Regions from separate parts of the Homo sapiens genome. Here region 1 is linked to region 2. Evidence: chromatin contacts called from ENCODE Hi-C or POLR2A ChIA-PET data. All regions are on one chromosome and are shown on one strand. Each heading gives the region's core, a stretch centred on a gene start or an enhancer-like site at or near the end of the contact. The rest is flanking DNA. Distances are from core to core; before and after follow the strand shown. Region 1 holds the start of ETAA1 (ETAA1 activator of ATR kinase). Region 2 holds the start of RAB1A (RAB1A, member RAS oncogene family).

Region 1 (3,118 bases), core at 614-3,113, 2.3 Mb after region 2:
AATCATTTCCTTAGTGATTTGTATCAGTTCTTCATATAACCTATATATAGGCCCTTAAATATGTCTTATAAATATTTTCTCCCAATTTGTGCCTTGCCCTTCCTTCTCTTTAATGTTGTTTTTGAATGGACAGAAGTTCTCAAATTATCAATTTTGTGTAGTCACATTTATAATTATGCCTGGTGACCTTTGTTTTATTTCAAATGCGTTCTGTCATGAAGACAATTTATACCTTCTAAAATGTTATTTTATCTTCTACAATTAAATTTATAATGAATATATATGCACCTGATTTGGGGATAAAGTTTGAGGTAAAGGTCATGTTTCTTTCTTTTTCTACATGAACATCAAATAGACCAAGCACTATTTAATTTCAAAAGTCCTTTTACCATTGCTCAGAAGGGTCACCTTTGTCTTAAATCGTGTTCATTTATATGGAAGTCTGTTTCTGTGCTATCCTGTTTCTTTCATCTTTGTCTATCCTGACACCATCATAACACTGTCTTAATTACCATATAAGTCTTGATACCTGGTAGATATCAACCCTCATTATTCTTCGAGAGATCTTCAAGAGTTTATTGATATTTTTGGTCCCTTGCATTTTCATATAAATTTTAGAAAAAACTTACCATGTTACACACACACAGTCACACACTGGGCCTTCATATGTATTTATGTTGAATCTATAGGTCAGTTTGGAAATAGCTGACATTGTAACAATATTGAGTCTCACAACCCATGAACATAGTGTAACCATTTATTTAGGTCTTCGTTTTCTTTCAAAAAAAAAATTTTTTTTTTTTTTGAGACGGAGTCTTGCTCTGTTGCCCAGGCTGGAGTGCAGTGGCGCAATCTCGGCTCACTGCAACCTCCACCTCCCAGGTTCAAGCAATTCTCTGCCTCAGCTCCCAAGTAGCTGGGATTACAGGCACCCGCCACCACGCCTGGCTAATTTTTGTATGTATGTATGTATGTATGTATTTACTTATTTTACACGAAGTCCCCCTCTGTCGCCCAGGCTGGAATGCAGATGCGCGATCTCTGCTCACTGCAAGTGCAGTGGCGCAATCTCGGCTCATTGCAACCTCCGCCTCCCAGGTTCAAGCAATTCTCCTGCCTTGGCCTCCCCAGTAGCCGGGACTACAGGCACGCACCACCATGCCCGGCTAATTTTTTGTATTTTTAGTAGAGACGGGGTTTCACCATGCTGGTCAGGCTGGTCTTGAACTCCTGACCTCGTGATCCGCCTGCCTCGGCCTCCCAAAGTGCTGAGATTACAGGCTTGAGCCATGGCGCCCGGCCTCAAAAATGTTTTATAGTTCTCTTTGTAGGAAGGACAATCTTTAACTTATTCCTAGTTACTTGCTATCTCATGCACTATTATAAATAGTATCTCTTTAAAACTTCAATTTTATATCTGTTGCTAATCTATTGAAACACATTGATCTTTGAATATTGACTTTGTATCCAGCAACTCTTAAATTAATTTAGTAATTTTTTCTACTTTCTTTTGGATTTTTCTATGCACATAGCATCTATGAAAAATTAACTGTATTTCCTCTTCTTGAGAAATTCGAAGACTCTCAATAATCTGAATTTGACTAACGTGCAATTTTCGTTGTAAATTCAATAAAAAGTTGCTAGTGTATTCAATCTTTCCAACTCACAAGCTCCCACTCTCAGTTTACGCGGACCTGACTACTACCCGAACAACCCCCACCAGTCTGGAGGATTTTGAGCCTAGACACTCCTCCAGAGCAGGCTCCTGTCCCGGCTGCGGAAGTGCGCGCGCCCTCGGCACCTTAACAGTTCCGCCCCTCTCCCGGACCCAGCCAATCAGCGGCCGCCTCTTGCGCGCGCCCCACCGACCAAAATGGCGGCTGCCGTTGGTGCGGGGTGCGGTTTGTAGTGCTGTTGCCCTACTCATCCCTTTGCAAAATGTGAAAGAAGAAGCGGCTGGTGGAGGCGGGCCATAGGCAATGAGTCGGCGAAGGAAACATGATGACAGCCCTAGCCCGAAGAAAACGCCGCACAAAACAGTGGCGGCGGAGGAATGCGGCTCGGTGGTCGAGCCAGGGAGGAGGCGGCTGAGATCGGCCCGCGGTTCGTGGCCCTGCGGGGCTAGAGAGGGGCCTCCCGGGCCAGTGCGGCAGCGAGAGCAGCCTCCGACCGCCGCCCTGTGCAGTAAAAGTAACCCCGAGGGTGAGACGTCGGCAGCGCGGCCTGCCTTGGCTTCGGCGCCGCATCCCCACATCCCAGCTTGCAACAGGGAAATCTGGGGTGGGGGTGGAGTCTGGAGCGTGTATTCTGTCTCTGGGATTCACCCCTCGAGAGTCCAAAAATAATCCTATACCACTCCCCGATGGGCTTTTGTCCCCGAACTTCAGCACTACCCCGTTAGGTTTGACCATCCATTTGCCTCCGCCACAGGAATAGGTAATGTGGTTTACCTGTTTGCGGGAGGGCGGCTGCTTTCCAGGCTGCTCCTCCAGTCAGCAGCAGTGGTGGAGTGAGAAGAAACAGCTGATAGGCCCGCTAACCTCAGTTTTTGCCCGGAGAAGTTATTTCTCTTTAAACCCTTTTTTTCCCTGTGACCTGCTTTAGAGAAGAGTTCATAGGAAAAGTTAAAGTTTGTCTCAAAGCCTGGTAGATGTCTCACCTCATTGTGAATAAACCGGAAGTTCCTGTGTGTAACATCCCTCCAAATAAGATACTAAGGATCTCTTTCGTCTCGATTAGTTTTAGGTGTTACTTTTTAAAAGACTTCTAGTAAATCTTAGTTGGAACTGAAACTCATACAAAAGCCTTTATTCTGGAGCATGTTCTTGAAATAGTGCTTTTTTTTTTTTTTTTTTTTTTATACCTTACGTGTCTTTTTTCTTTTGGGAAAGAATCTCGCCCTGTCGCCCAGGCTGCAGTGCAGTAGCACAATCTCGGCTCACTGCAACCTCCGCCTCCCGGGTTCAAGCGATTCTCCTGCCTCAGCCTCCCAAGTAGCTGGGACTACAGGCGTGTGCCACCTCGCCCGGCTAATTTTTTGTATTTTTGGTAGAGACAGGGGTTTCACCGTGTTAGCCAGGATGGTCTCGATTTCCTGACCTCGTGATCCACCCGCCTC
Region 2 (3,197 bases), core at 520-3,019:
TCTATAAACCTCGATAAAGCAGTAAATCCATGTTCTTTATTGTTACCAAGAAAACTACTAAATTAAGAACCTCAAGTTCACCTCCGTTCAACTGTGCAAAACCAACTTTGTCCTTGGAGCCCTTGAAAAAAAATTTTTTTTAAACTGTCAACACAGCAAATGTCACTACAAGAACACTACCCTCAACTTCTAAAACATGAAATTCTAATAAAATACTACGGTTTCTGTTTAGTGCAAAAGATTTCAGCTTCAAGCCACACTATTACAAAACTTGTAAGCATTTTGCAAGAGCCATGTGACACACATATGACAGTCAGCTAAACTGGTGGGTGGACCTTTTAGGGGAAAATGTCTAGCAGTAATTGACCAAACCAGCAAATAAACTCAACTTTTACAACAAATACTGATGTTCCCCCATCCCTCAAAGGCCTTTGACACTGAAAAGGAATACCAATTCGGTCTCTTCCAATTATTCATTACTTTACATGCATGTAAACTGTAGAGGAAATTTTTAAAGGGCCATTGAGGAGAGCCCAACAAACTCTACCCAAGGGAAGTGAACACCAGTTCCCAGGAAAGGTGCCAGGTGTGTCACATCTGCTGTGGTGACTTCTTGAGTAAGCAAGAAAAAGAAATGCATTAACTTTTCATGACACGTCATGGAACCTCATTCCCTATCTGCAAGCATCCAAGCAGGTAATCCAAAACCTACATACAGATCTATCATAGGTCCCGTTCGTTTCTCTTTCAACTTGACAGCAAGCTTCCTTTAATCTGCGAGTATCAAAAAGACATTTCTTGGCTTTAGTTTTTTTTTTTTCCCTTGACCCACAGAAGACAAAATGACTTAGGTGTCCTCTTTAAAAAAAAAAAAAACAAAATTCTCACAAATGCCCAGGTTTTTATAGGAGGGCAATGGACCCGGCGAGCTCTTAAACAACTCCTCCAAGACACAACTCAAAAAGAGAACTAATAAATGTTCAGTTGCTTCTCACCATCTACTCATTCCCCTCAATCCCACGCAGTCCCGAAAAGCATCCATATTACCTGAAACCTGGCGGGGAGGATGGAAGGAGAGAGAGCCAACAAGCTCAGGATTTACAAGTAAAGCTGGTTTCTACCCCGAAGATCCTGACAGCTCCGCAGAGTGCGGGCGCAGGGTCTGACAGTGCCCTCTAGAAGGGCTCTCCCACCCCATCCCCTCCCCTTAGAGACAAGTCCTCCTTCAAAAGTCACTGCCTCCGAGAGAAGATACCCCTTCACACCGCCCCAGGCCCCTCGGCAGGCTTCCTCAGCACCCGCCCCGCAGTCAGGCCCTCTAACCTGACCCGGTCCAGGCCCGGGCGGCTCACCCCTCCGGCCCGACCCCTCCCCCGCGCGGCCGCCCCTCCGCGTCAGACAATGGGGCCCGACTCCCGGCCGCCAGCCTCTCCTGACCCATCACCCTCGCCTCACCCCAGCCGATGCCCCGACTTCTGCCCCAACCCTCCTCGACCCCTTTAAGATCCCCCAAGCTGGCCCACGGACCCAGCCGACCGGTGCTCTCCTGAACTCACTATTCGGGATTCATGCTGGACATGTCACTGCAGCTGCCGCCGCCGCCACCGCCGCCCTTGCTGCCGCAGCCGCCGCCCTGACTCTCCGCGCCACGGGTAATCGAAAGAAAGGAATGAGATAGGCTGTTCCGGGAGAGCAAACGTCTTCCCCTACTCCGTCCCCTAGAACACAATCAGCAGCCGCCGCCACTCAGCTATCGCTTCCACCCAAAATGGCCGCCGGCGAACCAGGAAATAGGGAAGCCTTAGACCGAGGGGCCTTTACACGGCCCAGAGGGCGGCCGCACCGCCTGGCATGCCGGGAAAGGGAGTCGCGAGCGCGGCTACGCGAGCTGAGGACAGACAGTGCGACGCAAGGCCAGGACTCAGCTTCCCGCCAAGCGCCGCGCCTCTGGGGCATGCGTACCTGAAGGGTTGTCGCCCGCCCCATTCCCCACTCCCTCACCTCCCCACCCTCGGCCCCTCCCTGCTCCCCTCCCCTCTGACTCGCTGGCTAGGACTTCGCTCGGACTCCCCCTGGCGGATTGGCTAAGGCCGAGCTGCCCTAGTGATGTCATCAGTGAGACGTGGCAGCCGGGCGAGTCAGCGCCCCACGGGGGAGGGGGCGGAGAGGGGCGGAGGGTGGTGCCGGCGGCCGACGGAGGCTGGGGGTCGGGGGAGGCAAGGGACCGGGGGGAGTGGTCAAACCGGAGGGACTGCCGGGGGTGCGGGGGCGGGGAGGGGGCCGGGGTACGAGCGTGTCGGCTCCTGCCTCCGTTGCGGCTGTTGCTGACCTGACCAGCTTGAGGCTTGCGCCACCCTGGTGGCGCTGGTTGGGGGCTGGTAGGAGGACGTCCGCTCTAAGAACAGAAGGGAAGTCAAGGGGCTCCCTGGACGGCACGGAGCGGTTCTTCTCGTCACTCACCCATCCCCACCTGGGTTCGGTCATCGTCCATTGTTGGCCCCGCGCACTACCATTTTCTTCTTAGATTTCTTCCCATTCTTACTGTGCCCCGCTCTTAACTCGTCAGCCTGGCTATTGCAGTAGTCTCCAAATGGACTCTACCTCTCTCTCTCCTCTCCGCCCCAGCCCATTTGCACACACAGTCGGATGTATCTTTCTGAGACAGCACCTGCATCGTGACCCCACAACCTTCAATGGCTCCACATCCCATGGATGGGAGGGACACAGCCCAGAGCCAGCCTAAAATCCAATTCCTACCTTCGTCCCGGCCTTCAGGTTGAATTGTAATGTATTATCTTTTAGTTGCTACTAACCCTGAGCCATTCTGCAAGACTGGAAAATAATAAGCAATAAAAATAGGCAATTCATCACTATATAGTGCCTACAATTTCTGGGAGTAATATTAACTCATTTTTAAAAAACCTATGGCCTTAACAGCTCTCTTTAATCAGCTCAGGAATTTAAATCTCCGCTAAACTTTAACACATTATCTTGAGTTATTTAATTACAAAGGGCATAGTGTAATACATTGTCCAAAGTTTATCTTCCAACTTCTAAGAACTAAGAAAATTGTCTCCTGAGACTTACTGCAGAATCACTTTAAATTCCTACAACGCCAAAATATAGAAAGAAGGCACTTATTTCTACCCATACACTAATTACACCCCTTAGCCCTCAAATTCTGCCATGGGCCTTAG

Evidence for each region. A loop is a pair of places that touch in the nucleus more often than their neighbours do. ChIA-PET counts read pairs that join two places held with the same protein, here RNA polymerase II (POLR2A). Pooled maps may share reads with other maps.
Region 1: a loop to region 2 is called in a map of CD8-positive, alpha-beta T cell, with 19 times the contacts of the local background. The contact joins the promoter of ETAA1 here to the promoter of RAB1A in region 2. A Hi-C loop is called at or near these places in 1 of 168 maps with a recorded cell type or tissue (CD8-positive, alpha-beta T cell), 1 of 37 single-sample maps with no recorded cell type and 6 of 50 pooled maps. POLR2A ChIA-PET finds 5 or more read pairs at or near these places in 1 of 52 experiments (WTC11).

What each region holds. Positions count from the first base shown.
Region 1 is chr2:67,395,470-67,398,587 of GRCh38, forward strand. It overlaps ETAA1 (ETAA1 activator of ATR kinase), which reads left to right and starts at 1,864. Exons shown (of 6, transcript NM_019002.4): 1 at 1,864-2,202. The coding sequence starts at 1,980.
Region 2 is chr2:65,128,337-65,131,533 of GRCh38, forward strand. It overlaps RAB1A (RAB1A, member RAS oncogene family), which reads right to left and starts at 1,770. Exons shown (of 6, transcript NM_004161.5): 1 at 1,557-1,770. The coding sequence starts at 1,579. RefSeq lists enhancers at 1,038-1,552, 1,549-1,808, 1,553-2,066 and silencers at 1,369-1,418, 1,919-2,268.